Regions from separate parts of the Homo sapiens genome. Here region 2 is linked to region 1. The links are chromatin loops, found by intact Hi-C in ENCODE. Cell type or tissue: pancreas. All regions are shown on one strand. Links, peaks and the distances in the headings refer to the core of each region. The heading gives the core; the rest is flanking DNA.

Region 1 (6,271 bases), core at 92-2,591:
GCAGGGTATATGTGTTTAGGGCACCAGCAAAGTAAGGGAAACCAAAAATATTAGGGGGAGACTTTGATATGTGATATTCCTTTTAAAAGACAATGTCATTGTGTGAAAAAAATAAGAATTTTATCTCTTAAGTTTATTTTATAGTTTTGTGTTTTTATTTTGAACCACACCTGGGGCACCATAAACTTTTTCAGCGCTTAGAGCCTACAAAGGTCTTACTGGAACATTGTTATCTTCCATCTCTCCTATCTATAATTCCATCCCCTCAGTCACCCTTTCTCACAGATCCCCAGTCTTCTCTATATAGGTGCCACCTGGGATTCTAGCCATCTTCCACCTGTTTCTCCACCACCGCCACCTTGCCTGGATGGCCCATCCTTTCTCCTCATCCAAGGATGCCCTCTTACCTGTGTTTTCCCACCAGCATCCACCAGTAGATTGGTGGTGGCCAGCGTAGCCGAGTTGGGAAAGCAAGAGAAGAGGGAGGAGATGAGGTTGGAGGCACCATGTGCCAGGAACTCCTGGAGGGATACAGTGAGATGAAGTGGGAGAGACAAAGGCATGGTGGGAAGTCAAATGAGAGGGTTGGGGTCCACAGTCAGAGTCCCACCTGGTTGGAGTCAATAGTGTAGCTATACTTGTCTGCATGGATGGAGGCCAGGGAGGCAGACACCGCAAAACTAACCAGTGCAATGGGCAGCGAGTCAGCCAGAATCCTGGGCAGCTCAGCCAGGTTGGGGAGGAGGGGTTGGGGAAATCTGGAGAGGGAGGGATCCATGGTGAGGAGGGGTTAGGTGCTTCAGTGAGATAAGGAAGGCAGAGAAAATGGGGGGTGGAGATAAGAGGGAGTGTTGGGTGGGAGAGGTGGGAGAAGAGAAAGCTGGCATCTTTTCATTCTCTTACCCTCCAGGCAACAGCCCCACTATCTGGACTTGGTATCTTGTGTCCACAGAAGAGGTGAAGCAGAGCACGGAGGCCAGAAGCACCTGAAAAAGAGAGCAAAATGAAGGCATGGGAAGAGATGGGGTCCCTGGCAGAAGCTAGAAGGGGCTGACCATGAGAGAGGACCATAATGCAGGCCTAGCTGGCTGCAGGAGCCCAGCACCTGGGGGAGCGGGGATGTGTTTGGGATGAGGGCCTGACAACTGATTTGTAGTGTAGAGCTGGGAAAGAGGGATGACATATGCCTGAGGCCACAGAGCCTGGAGCCGTGGAAGTAAGAGGACGCTTCTGTGAAGGATGGTGGATATGAAGAGATGCCACTGAGCCTTCCAAAGAGGGAAGCTGGACGATATCTAGTGATATACTGGCATCTGTGGAGACGCGGAACGTTTATTTAGTTGGGGAGAGAGAGAAATGTCGGTGGAGGGTGGAGAGGGAGATGCACTGTGAATTACAGGGAAGGACCCTGGTGAGGACAGATGTCAGAGAAGGTGCTGTGACCAGCAAGACCTCAAGGGAGCGCTGTAGGATGGCAGAGGAAACTCCAAGAGGTCTAGGGGGTGCTCCGTGAGAGACGTGGGACAGTGTCGAGGGGGGCTGTGGAAGGTCAAAGCGTCCTTCTGCAGGAGGCCAAGGAAAGTGTGAGCCGGCCCTCTGTTCCGTGGCCTCTCTGCACTCCACCAGGGGGCGGCAGCGGCCAGTTCCCACAGGACCGCAGGGTCTGCGCGGGCAGGGGGCCGGCGCGCACGGCCATCCTCACCAAGACGACTTCCCCCGGGATCGGCGTGGGTAGCCGGTCTCGGAATCTCACGTTCAATTCCTTGACCGGCACGAGCAGCGCCAGGCTGAGCGCGGAGATGGTCAGTTCGGCCGGACTGCTCCGAGGCAGCGCAGTCAGCAAGGAGGCCAGCGTCTGAGGGCAGGGGCGATGAGCAGAGGGCCCCGTGCCAGGGCTCATGCGCCCCGGCGCGGGACCCCCAGAGCGAGGCCCTCTCTACCCAGTGCCACCAGGGCTTACACCTCCTCAGCGCCCTCGTTCAGCCACGTGGCTCCAACCTCCTTTCCTGCTCCCTTGTCACATACTACCCCTCCACCCTCCGTCCTTCCTCCCTTTTCGAGTTTCCCTATTCACGGGACCTCTAGAAGCCCCTTCTCCTTTCTTCTTCCACCCCCACCTTGAAGAGAGAGAAGCAGCCGATCTGGCGCGGGAGGGACAACCCCAAGAGGCTCGGCAGCTGGGACAAGAGCACGTGCAGCGCGGCCCCGCTGGTCAGCGCCTTGACCACAGGCTCGGACAAAAAGGTGGACAAGACGCCGAGCTGCAGCACGAACATCCCCAGCTGTGGGGGAGAAGACGCGCTGTCACCATCTAGAGGAGGAGCAAACCAACCCCGCGCACCTCCGCCCTCCCGAACCCAAGCCGAAAGCTGGTCCCTCCCTCTTCCCCGGCCCAATTTCCCTGGCCCCTCAGCAGGGATCCCCCCGGGTTCCTCCCCGGGTCCTCCCTCACCATCAACGCCCCGCTCCCGAAGGCCACGGCCGCGGCTACCCCAACCCGTTGAGCGTCCAGCTGCTCCTTCTCGATTCCGCTCAGATTCCCCACGAGGGGTTCCGGCACCAGCCGCTCGACGGCCGAGCCTGTCATGAGGCTGAGTATGGCGAAAGTTCCTGCCGCCGGGGGACAAATGCAGACATCACCAGCTGTGCAGCCCTGGGCAGGGCAGCAGCTCAGGGTCCATGCCTTGGGTCCGAGATCCTGCTGCCAGACTCGGCTCTCCAAGAAGGCTGCTGCCCCGTCAAGACTGTGGGGCGCGAAGAGCTGCGCTAGCCGGCAAAAACTGCTCCCTCCTGCAGATTCTCTGCCTACTGCGTGCCCCTTTGGGGGACCATGCACCTATTCTTCCCCTTCCAAGTCCCTGAGATGTTCATTTTAACCAAATTTCATAGGGGAAAAAAGTTCAGGTAAACTCCCACCTCTTTGCACCCACTCTAGCAAGCATTGCCTAGGTCAGTTTCCTGGCAGGGTTGGGCAAGGAGGGAGGTGAAGGTAGGAGAGGTGAAGAGGGAAATTAGGAAGAAGGGAAATAACAGCCCCTGTCCATTTTCATCCCATAGGGAAGAAGAGTCATTGGAAGTCCCTGGTCACTCACCTGTGGACAGGTGTCTCCCAGTACCTAGCAAGCTGTAGATGAGGACGGGGAAGAAAGAAGTGTAGAGTCCAAACACCGGGGGCACGGAGGCCAGGAGAGCAAAAGCCATGCCTGGGATAGAAGTGGATGGAAAGGTGTGCTGTGGGGAGGGGGCCTTGTCCAACCTCCAGGACTTAAATGCACTTCCCAGACTCTTAGGAGCTGACATCAAGGATGCTAAATCAAGCCTCATCAGGGAACTGAGGGGTTAATGGGCCTCAGTGAGAGGTCATGGAGCAGACAAGGTCAGGGACGCTGTGGCCAAGTCCTGGGGGCCAGGCGTTGTGCCTCTCTCCGGTTCTCTGAGCCAGAACCTGTCTAAGGCTTCTCGCAGGATTGCGCAGATGAGGGGAGGTGGGGATGGGGATCTGATGGAGCTCCACAGTCCTTACCTCAAACTTGGCCTCAGATCCCTCTCTCCCACCCTCGACGGTAGGAACCCACCATCTGCTCCCGGATTCCCAGCTCCCTAAGCCTCCTCCCGGAAGCCCTCTAGAGCTTGTGCTCCCGACAGGCTGCTGTTAGGGCCTCTCACCCTGGGGCACGTGCACGATGCCCACGGTCACTCCGGCCACCGCATCTCCGAGCAGCCAGGCCCGCCAGCGGTAATGGGGCAGCCAGTGCAGCGCGGGCAGCCGAGCCAGCAGCAGGCGCCACGCCCCTGTCCCGGAACAAGCGCGAGCCCGCAGCCTCCACAGCCCGAAGAGCCGGGGAAAGCCGCGCTCTTCAGGTAGCTCCGGTTCCTGCTCTTCGCCCCTGAAGAGCTGATGGAACCGAGCCTCGGTGAGAGCTTCCCTGAGCCTGGTCGCCAAGGGGTACTTAAGGTCAGAGGTGTCCCCCGCGCCTGGGTAGGTCCTGGTGCCCTGAATCCCGCTCATTCTGCCCTTGGCCACCTCCAACTCCGCCCGGTCTTAAATACTCCTCCGCCCGCTAAGCCCTGAGTCCCGCCTCCCACGAAGCAGGGTCCAATCCGGCCCTGAGGTCACCCTCGCTTGAGGACCTTCTCGGGTCTGGCGAGAGCCGCGGCTTGGAGAGGGAGAGTCTCTATGTTAGGCGTTTCTGCAGACATCCTTGGCCGGATCTGATCGCTGGCTCTGGGGTGGCTGTGGAAATGTGTAGATATTAGAGAGAGAGAATCCGAAAGGCAAGCGCACCCCGACACTCAACACCCGCTATTTACCCTTCCTTAGACTTTTCACTTAACTCCCGGTTCCTTTCCCCATCGGCACCTTGGGCGGAGAGAGAGGCTGGTTCCTCTTGGGTCACTGGTCCTTCCCTGAGCCACTACATTCTCCCAGCCAGAGCAAAAAAGTTCAGCGCCCATCCTGAACCTCACCCAGACCCACATCTTCATGGGGCACAGCTGGTTCCAAAAAGCAGTTTCATGTCCTACTGACATGGAATGCAGCCACATGTATTGGAGAGGGATAATGACAGAACCAGCACCCACACCTCTGTGAGGAGTGGCTGGGCCTAGTTCAGGGCCTCAGGGGAAATACTGAACCCACAGGATATTTTTTTCTTAGGAACCAAAAAAACTGAAGCACCATTTATCACATTCAAATGCTTTTCACAGGCCAGGTGAAATGGCTTACGCCTGTAATCCCAGCACTTTGAGGCCGAGGCAGGTGGATCACCTGAGGTCAGGAGTTTGAGACCAGCCTGACCAACATGGTGAAACCCTGTCTTTACTAAAATATACAAAAATTAGCTGGTTATGGTGGCAGGTGCCTGTAATTCCAGCTACTCAGGAGGCTGAAGCAGGATAATCGCTTGAACCCAGGAGGTGGAGGTTGCAGTAAGCCGAGATGGAGCCACTGCATTCAAGCCTGGGCGACAGAGCAAGACTCCATCTCAAAAAGAACAAAAAACAAACAAACAAAAAACAAATGCTGTTCACAAAGTAGGCATTCAAAAGCACATATGTGGTCAAACTAAGTTCAAAGGGGTCAGCCACCCCGCTCATGTGTCCCTATGGTTCCTAAAGAAATATAAAGGTTCTAACTCCAGAATCCTGCTGTTTGCCATGATCCTCCACCCCCATTCACAAGAATCTTCGGCACCCCTCCCCATGATCCTCTGGTCCCCCAGTCCACGACCCCAAAGCCCGGGGGGTGGGGTGCAGTGAGGGTGGGTCTCCCTTCTTCAGTTCCTCCTATTGTTCCGCAGAAGTCTTATCTGGGCGCTACATCCTGTACCCCCCTTAGGAATCCCTCCCTATTATCGGCTAAAGGGACCTCGGGCCCACAGGGAGGCTCCAGGTCTCCTCCTCACCCTCCCACCCCAGCAGTCTATTGTCTGTTGAGGAAGCCCAAGTGCACGTGACTGAGCCCAAGGGACGAATGGATACAGTGGACTCGGAGATGCATTAAGGACCCAGGACAGGGCATCTGGACATGGCTGTGTGAATGTTTGGCTCGCTCTGTTCCAGCGGCTCTCCCAGAAGTTGGGAGGGGTGAAGATCCCCTTGGGCTGTCCGCTCTTGGGTCCATGGCTTGAAGAAGAATCCCCTTCTGCTCACTATGAACATGGCTTATGACCTCGCAGAGAGCAAAGATAAGGAGACCCAGAGCCAGGAAAAGGTCTCAGCCCCCAGGATCCTCTCCACCTTCCCATCCTCCCTCAGCTGAACATGGTAGCCTCAGAAGGAAAGGTACATTGGCATTTTGTGCTTTCGTATCTGGGTGTTGGGGGAATGGTGAGAAGTCACACTGCATTGGGCTTTCTGGTGGGGTCTAGACCAGAGGGTGGGTAGGGAAAAAGAAGGGCTGGGTAAAGAGGATACATCAAGAATCTAGGGCTGGCCAGATGCAACGGCTCATGGCTGCAATCCCAGCACTTTGGGAGGGCAAGACTGGTGGATCACTTGAGCCCAGGAGTTCAAGACCCTGGGCTACATAGTGAGACCCTAACTCTACAAAAAAAAAAAGGGAAGAAGAAGAATCTAAGGGCTTTCCAGTGGTTCCATGCCTCAGTCTTTGTCCCTCAACTGCTGCAACTGCAGTTGAGGGACAAAGATAGCAACATCTTTTATCTTACACCCTGTCCCCTTCTCCTTTCACCAGACCCCCTCCTCCAATGGCTGGGGCCAACCGATCTCTTCCATATCACTTCACCCCACCTACCCCCACTACAGCCTC
Region 2 (8,085 bases), core at 5,067-7,566, 47 kb after region 1:
TCTCTCAGCCGTAGCCCTAAGTCGTTTTTCCAATTTAGGAAGCTCACAACGCAGATCTGCATTGTCACGTACCAGCTATGGGGCAAGCCAAAGGGAAGAAGTGGAAAGGAAGGCAAGTGACCCAAGACGGTCACCCAGAGGAGCGTAGGGGACAGGGGTGAGGAGAGAGAATAAAGAAAAATCAGGAGTCAGAGAAGATGGAGACCATGTCATTTCCTCAAAAGGCCTCATTGCCTTTATGTAATGGACTGTTCTGTCCAGCTCATTCCTTCTCCCAGAGCGAAGGGTGGGTGGTCAGGCATTTAAAAGTTATATAATTTTCTAGGCAGTAAAACCTGCCATCTCCACTGCAGCCCAGAACTCTTGTGAGAGCGCCTTGTCCTGTCTCCATCTGGTTTCCCCCACATCTCCCAGCATGTGCCAGATCAATAGCCCCAGGGCGGCCATGGGGATGAGGGACCCGCTTCCCCAGAGAGGGCTTTGTGGGCATGCAAAGGGTGGGGCAGCAAGGGCACAGTAGCAGTTTGGTGGCTGTGGCATTGAGGAGAATCTGTGCATGGCAGGTGCAGTGCAGAGCAGGAGCAGAAGCTGGAATTCAGGAGCCCCTGACATACACATATAGACAGGCAGAGCCCGCCCCGTAGGAAGGAAAGAAAATGTTTGAGGTCTCACAAACATTTGCACTCATTACCTTCACATTCAAGGACTTCCTGGGTTATCCCTCCCCCAGTGAAATTAAGCTAGAGCATGGGAGCAACCACCCTGCAGCCCGAAAAGACTTCCTGATCTTTTTACAGGTTCCACACAATGACTGGGGGCACTATAGGTTGCAAAAGGAGCAGGGCCTTGGAAGACAGCGGGTAAATCAGCATAGCGGGGAACACTGGGGGCTCAAGGGGACAAGCTAGAAACCCTTCCATGCAGTTTCCATTTGGACAATTTATGGAGTATAAGCAATGTTTTGCTGTGACAATACTTTAGCTTAATTGATATAGGGCTATAGTCCTGGCTGTTAAGATTCTCTTAACTGAGAAGTTTTTATCTCCTTTTCCTTTTTACTCTTGTGTCTGCTGAGGTAGGAAATTGTAGTGAGTCCTCTATTTATCCTATAGGTGAGTCATTTTTGTTTTTTTGGGACTTTGAACAGAGGCAGAGGCTTCAGTGACGATAAAGGAAACAGTGTGTGGTTGTGTTTTTTCATGGAAATTTTTCTGGGGCTTGCTCCATAGAGCAGGGCTTTCCCATAGGCAGAGAGGCCCAGAGTAGCACACACATGTGTGTGTGTGTTCTAAGCAACATAATATGGATTTGGACAGAGAGGGAAAGTGAATGCGGGAATGAAAATCGAATGGCAGAATTGATTTCAAATGTTTCCTATCTGCCTTTCAACTTTTCTATAATTTTGTTACTCAGTTTCATAATAAAGGAAATAAAATCGTAGCAAAGCCCTCTGCAGGCCTAAATAAGATAAATAAACTCTGTACATTATCACTGGGCACAGGTTTAGGATTCATTAAGAAAAAAAAAAGTACTGAATATTTACTATATAAGCTGGGCATTATACTGGGAGGAAAAGAAGTTTAAGTGCTAGGCTAGTGAGAATGTAAGTTTAAATGGAATCTTAAGGTAGATTTGAAAGGAAAGGAATGAAGTATAGGTTAGGGTTTATTTTATGAATTAGTTAAAAGGACCAGTTGACAGCCTGCCGAGCCTGTCTTCAAGGCTCAGATATTTAGTGCTAGTGAGAGTGCCCCTACCCAGCATGCACCAAACATTTCCTGTCCTGACTCCTTTGGACTGCCCTTCTGCATCCCCAGCCCATACCTTTGAAACCCAGTCATCCACCTAAAGAACCGCAACAGCAAGGAGGGGGACAGAGAGGCAGCAACTTAATACACAGGAGTTTTGACTGGGGCCCCAACCAGGGGCTGGTTGGGCCATCTTAGGGACATCATTTTTTTTTAATTGAAACAGGGTCTCACTCTGTCACCTAGGCTGGAGTGCAGTGGCATGATCACAGCTCACTGCAGCCTCTACTTCCTGCGCTCAAGCAATTGCCCTACCTCAGCCTCCCAAGTAGCTGGGACTATGGGTGTGTGCCACCACATCCGGCTAATTTTTGTATTTTTTGTAGAGATGGGGTTTCGCCATGTTGCTTAGGCTGGTCTTGAACTCCTGTGCTCAAGTGATCCGCCCGCCTCGGCTTCCTGAAGCGCTGGGACTACAGGCATGCACCACTGTGCCTAGCCAGGGACATCATTTAATGTCCCTGCATGCCTGCCACAGACCTAGACAGATGGAGTTCTCTCCACGAAAGAAGCCCAACTCCCTTGCTTCTTCTCATCTCCCTGCCTTCCATCTCTGGGTAACGTCTGACCAGTCTCCCTCCTGTATAGTTACAGCCCATGCCTCTGTTAGTTTCAACCTCTCCCTCCAAGGTAGGCCTGGGGAATTCCACTTTGAGCAGAGGTGGGTTAGAAACTTTGAGAAGGGAATACAGGCATGAAACAAAGAACAAGGTACAAGTGGACCAAATATGGTATAAAGAAGGGATTAGTAGGGAAAGTAAAAGCGAACAGTAAGGAAAACATGCAACTAGATTTTCCTGAATCCAAGGGGCCTCTGAGGATTTGGTATGCTAGCTACCCGGCCTCAAAAATTCTCTTCACTCCTTCAGCAGACTCTTACCTGTTTGTGAACCTTTGTAAGCTGTTCCAGGTTGTTCTCAAGAAAGGAAATCTTCTGCTTTTGGGAGTGAATCCCCCCACTGTCTTCGGGCTCCATTTCTGCACTCTGAGAACAGATAGAAGGAAAGACGTGGCTGTCCTGAGGCCAAACAGGTCCCACCAAGACCAGGCCAAGCCAGCCCCATAGGGGCAACAGGGGCAGGAGAAACCTAAGGATAGGAGGAGGATGTGGGGGCTGACAAAACCCCAAGGACAGCACTCACTTTCTTGACTCGAGTCGTGACGTCTTGAACGAACAGCTTGCGAAGGTTGTGGAGGGTCTGGAGTTCCCGGGCCTGGAAAGAATGATGAAAAATTGGGAATAGCCAGATACCAGGTCTGTCCTATTCCTCCAGAATTATAGGTACCTCCAGTCTCTATAATCAAGTGAGTCACTTATCCTTTAGGAAAAAATGTGTCTTGATTACGCTACAGAATGGCTGCAAAAGGGCAGGAGGAATAGGGTTAGGAAGAAATGAAGCCTCCCCACTCCCCAGTCCTGTGAATTTGGCACAGAAGGGAACCACTCACAACTGTCTCCTCCAGACCCTTGAGGTCCTGCTTGGACTGCTCATGTCGCTCGTACAGAAATCTGTAGCAAGAGAAATAAGGGAAATGGAAAGATCCCTCAGGACTCTCCTTCCTCCTGCCTCTTCCTCTATTACTTTTATCTCCATTTAAGTATTACTATTATTGTTATTTTGTGAAACAGGGTCTCATTCTGTTACCTAGGCTAGATAGAGTACAGTGGCACAATCAGGGCTCACTGCAGCCTCAACCTCCTGGGCTCAAGGGATCCTTCCCACCTCAGCCTCCCAAGCATCTGGGACCACAGACGTATGCCACCATGCCCAGCTAATTTTTGTATTTTTAGTAGAGACAGGGTTTTGCCATGTTGCCCAGGCTGGTCTCGAACTACTGAGCTCAAGCAGTCCACCTGCTTTGGCCTCCCAAAGTGCTGAGATTATAGGTGTAAGCCATCGCACCCAGCCTATTATTATTTATTACACAAGTTACTCATGTTTACTGTGCAAAAATTAGAAAAGAATTTTAAAGAGAGACATAAGGTGAGTTTTTATAAAAAGCCTATGATTCTACTATTTACAGATCAAACCAACATTAACCTTCTGGTGTCCACCTTTCTAGACTTTTTTCTATGCCTACATATCCATGTATACATTTTTATGGGATCATACCATGCATATGGTTTTGTAACCTGTTTTTACACTGAATAGAACACGTAAACCTCCTTCCATACTGGTGAATACTCAACGGCAGTCTTTGCTGAGAGTGTCCTTTTGGTCCCGTCCCTACCCCATCATATTTTTCCCATGAGTCACCCTATCATGTCTGCATGTGTGTCCTGCCTCTGCAAGCGTGTCTGAGTTCACAGTTCTGAGCCTACAAGGCTGTAGTTTTACAGGTAAATCCATGCCACTCACGTCAGCTCCTGCAGCTTGGTGCTCTTCTCGTGTTCTTCGCTCTTCAGCTTCTCGTAGTCAGCCTGAAGCTTCTCTAGCTCTAACTGGAGCTTCTGATTTAGGCTACAGAGCATCAGAAGGTAATGGAGATGGGGGAGAAAGATGTTAATGAGGGGGAAGGGAAGGCCAGCTCTTCAAACTTCTTCCTTTTTGAACGAGTGAGTCCAGTTAGAATTGATGTGTCCACCTTCAGATACCAGAGGCAGACTCAGGCCACTGTTTCCATGACAGAGCCAGGAACCCTGACCTCTCTAATCCTGGGACCCTCAAGGATAGGGACTAGTCGTTATTCCATGTGTCTCCTGAGGTGGGGCTACGAAGTTGTGGCATTGTTGAGGGAATGACACATGGATGTTAAAGAATCAGACCCAGAGGGGACATGTGAGTCAATACAGCAAGGTGACAGGACCCGGGAGGGGCTGGAGTCGCCCTTGGGAACCCTTACTCTTTGAGCTCATCAATGGTCTTCTGCTTCTCGTTGATCTCGTCCCGGAGCCGGGCCAGCTGCCGGTGATGGGCCTCCCGGTGACTCTCCATCTGCAGCTCCAGAGCCTTCTGCAAACAACCCCACCCCAAGCTCAAAGGCCAGACTCCCAGCAACAAGCTCTGTGAGGGCCAGCACAGCTTTCACCACACCAGGCCCCAATTGTCCCTGACACCTTCCTTACTCACCTTCACTTCATCTGCATCCTGAGTGTCAGGCTCCTTGTCCTTCAGGGCCACTTCATGCACAGTTTCTAAGGGAAAGAGGGGAAGACAGCTGACATCAAACCTACCTCTTTCGGAAAGAACTTCACGTTGTGACCAGAACTCCAGGCAGGGCTGGGAATGGACCCACAGGGATGTTCTTCTGTGTTAGGACTGTCCAATTTGATATAGCAGGAACAGAGAACAAGGGTGTATGGTTAATGTAAAATGAGCTACATGCAAAACCTTGGCTAACATATGAGTTGGCATCCATGATTTCAAGCTAATGCTTTGAGTGAGTGATTATTGGGGTGATTTATTTTGATGTTTCTGACTTTTCTGCCCTGGACAGTGGGATGGAGGTATAAGAAGGCCTCACCCTGGGCCTGGAGCTTGGCCAGCTCATCGCTCAAGGAGTCATAGGACTCTTCCAGGTGCCGCTTCTTTAGCTCCACGCTCTGCATGTATTCCGTAAGCGAGCGGATCTTGGCCTCATGCTGGTGGGAGAAAGTTGGTGAGAGGAAGAAGATGGAGCAAAGGACACAAACCCAGGCCACACAGATCTCCAACTCCAGCTCTCCTCCCAGCCCTCCCTCCTGCTACACTTCCCATGAGGGTGCAGGGTTGGGGGCCATTCCTATGGGGCTCTTCCTTTAGCTCCCATGGCTCAGGGGGCAGTACCCGCCCTGAGCCTTTACTTTTTTGGCCCTGATCTGCACCCCTGCCACCCCAGCTTTTCTGTCCTTGATTTCACTTGACCCCAGAACTTTGACATAAAGGTGGGTGTTAGGAGTTTTAGCCATAACCCCAGAGTAGCCTTCTTTCTCCCATGGCATCTGAAGGTTCTCAAACTTAGGCACTCACCTGAGAGATGAGGAGCTGGCAGGATGAGAGCTCCCGCCCGGTCACTTCCATCTTGCGGTGACACTCCACCTGGAGGTTCTCCAGCTGCCGGCACCGCTTGACCACAGACTTGACTTCTGATTTGATTTTGCTGATGTAGAGTCGGGCCACAGTGAACTCCTCCTCGATGGCCCCACTGATCTCCACTGGCTAAGGTGATTAAAGGAGGAAGAGATGCTTCTTGGCTGCTGGGAAGCTTTATCTGTTCCCTCCCACCTTCTACCTACCCATACACACCCACATACGCAGGGACTCAAATGGGATGGGTATTTTCCAAACGACCTTTAGCAGCTCTCTATCAGCGGCATTTCACATTAAATTCCTCCGCCTGCATTTAAAAATCCAATTCTGGCTGGGCGCAGTAGCTCATGCCTTGTAATCTCAGCACTTTGGGAGGTCAAGGTGGGTGGATCACCTGAGGTCAGGAGTTCGAGACCAGCCTGACCAACATGGTGGTGAAACCCTGTCTCTACTAAAAATACAAAATTAGCCAAGCATCATGGCACATGCCTGTAATCCCAGCTACTCAAGAGGCTGAGGCAGGAAATTGCTTGAACCCAGGAGGCGGAGGTTGCAGTGAACCGAGATCACACCACTGGACTCCAGCCTGGGCGACAGAGTGAGACTCCATCTCAAAAAAAAAAAAAAAAAATCCAATTCTGGGCCGGGCTCGGTGGCTCACGCCTGTAATCCCAACACTTTGGGAGGCCGAGGTGGGTGGACTACGAGGTCAGGAGTTCGAGACCAGCCTGGCCAATATGGTGAAACCCTCTCTCTACTAAAAACATAAAAAATTAGCCAGGAGAGGTGGTGTGTGCCTGTAGTCCCAGCTACTCGGGAGGCTGAAGCAGAAGAATTGCTTGAACCTGGGAGGCGGAGGTTGCAGTGAGCTGAGATCACACCACTGCACTCCAGCCTGGGCAACAGAGCAAGACTCCATCTCAAAAAAAAAAAAAAATCCAATTCTGACAGTCCCCCACTTACAAATAAATCTTATAAAGCAACATGATTTTCTTTTGATCTCCTTGATCACCCAGATTATTCTCACATCCACAGATTTGCATATTTCATTCTGAACTCTGTGCCTATGCCCCACCTCTAACTCCTACTGCAAGCACTGCTCTGTTGCTGCTGCTTTTTTTTTTTTTTTTTGAGACAGAGTCTCCCTCTGTCACCCAGGCTGGAGTGCAGTGCCGCATCTCTGCTCACTGCAAGCTCCGCCTCCCAGGTTCACGCCATTCTCCTGCCTCAGCCTCCTGAGTAGCTGGGACTACAGGCGCCCGCCACCATGCCTGGCTAATTTTTTGTATTTTTTTAGTAGAGACAGGGTTTCACTGTGTTAGCCAGGATGGTCTCAATCTCCTGACCTCGCCTCGGCCTCCCAAATTTTTTTTTTTTTTTTTTTGAGACGGAGTTTCACTCTTGTTGCCCAGGCTGGAGTGCAATGGTGCAATCTCGGCTCACTGCAACCTCCGCCTCCAGGTTCAAGCGATTCCCCTGCCTCAGCCACGTGAGTAGCTGGGATTACAGGCATGAGCCACCACACCCGGCTAATTTTATATTTTTAGTAGACACGGAGTTTCTCCATGTTGAACAGGCTGGTCTCGAACTCCTGACCTCAGGTGATCCACCCGCCTCGTCCTCCCAAAGTGCTGGGATTACAGGCGTGAGCCACCATGTACAGCCTCTTTTTTTTTTTTTTTAAGACAAGGTCTGGCTCTGTCACCCAGGCTGGATTGCAGTAGCTCAATCATGTCTCACTGCAGCCTCAACCTCCCATACTCAGGTGATTCTCCCACCTCAGCCTGTCAAGTAGCTGGTACTATAGGTGTGTGCCACCACCCCCAGCTAATCGTTTGTATTTTTTGTAGAGATAGGGTTTCACTATGTCACCCAGGCTGGTCGTGAACTCCTGGGCTCAAGCGATCCGCCTGTCTCAGCCTCCCAAAATGTTGGGATTACAGGCATGAACCACCATGCCTGGCCTCCATTGCTTCTTTATTCAGCACCCGTTAGAATTTAGTTTTGTTTTGTTTTGTTTTTAAGGCAGAGTCTCACTCTATAACCCAGGCTAGAGTGCAGTGGTGTGATCTCAGTTCACTGCAACCTCTACCTCCCAGGTTGAAGCGATTCTCCTGCCTCAGTCTCCTGAGTAGCTGGAATTACAGGTGCACATCACCACGCCTGGCTAATTTTTGTATTTTTAGTAGAGACAGGGTTTCGCCATGTTGGCGAGGTCAGGTCTCGAACTCCTGACCTCAAGTGATCCGCCTGCCTCGGCCTCCCAA

The links. Peaks named below come from ENCODE experiments on the same cell type or tissue, not always from the same donor. Only the 100,000 strongest peaks of a DNase experiment are listed, where the experiment ranks them.
Region 2: a loop joins it to region 1, with 2.2 times the contacts of the local background. A loop is called at or near these places in 109 of 110 quality-filtered maps.

What each region holds. Positions count from the first base shown.
Region 1 is chr12:57,617,274-57,623,544 of GRCh38, reverse strand. It overlaps B4GALNT1 (beta-1,4-N-acetyl-galactosaminyltransferase 1), which reads left to right. Exons shown (of 11, transcript NM_001478.5): 11 at 1-136. It overlaps LOC101927583 (a long non-coding RNA gene), which reads left to right and starts at 1,642. Exons shown (of 4, transcript NR_120450.1): 1 at 1,642-2,904; 2 at 3,058-3,914; 3 at 4,708-4,805; 4 at 4,915-5,140. It also overlaps the pseudogene SLC26A10P. RefSeq lists enhancers at 2,264-3,083, 3,221-3,787. In pancreas, for the core only: a CTCF peak has its summit at 1,624 (motif pointing right); DNase peaks (open chromatin) are centred at 1,694, 2,244 and 2,504; H3K4me3 peaks cover 459 bases; H3K27me3 peaks cover 1,189 bases.
Region 2 is chr12:57,572,946-57,581,030 of GRCh38, reverse strand. It overlaps KIF5A (kinesin family member 5A), which reads right to left. Exons shown (of 29, transcript NM_004984.4): 16 at 5,759-5,947; 17 at 5,274-5,391; 18 at 4,880-4,944; 19 at 4,653-4,762; 20 at 4,169-4,270; 21 at 3,258-3,318; 22 at 2,951-3,022; 23 at 2,689-2,793; 24 at 1-75. Among named protein-coding and RNA genes, the nearest start is that of PIP4K2C, 14 kb to the left of the region's middle. In pancreas, for the core only: no CTCF peak of the experiment used is centred there; no DNase peak of the experiment used is centred there.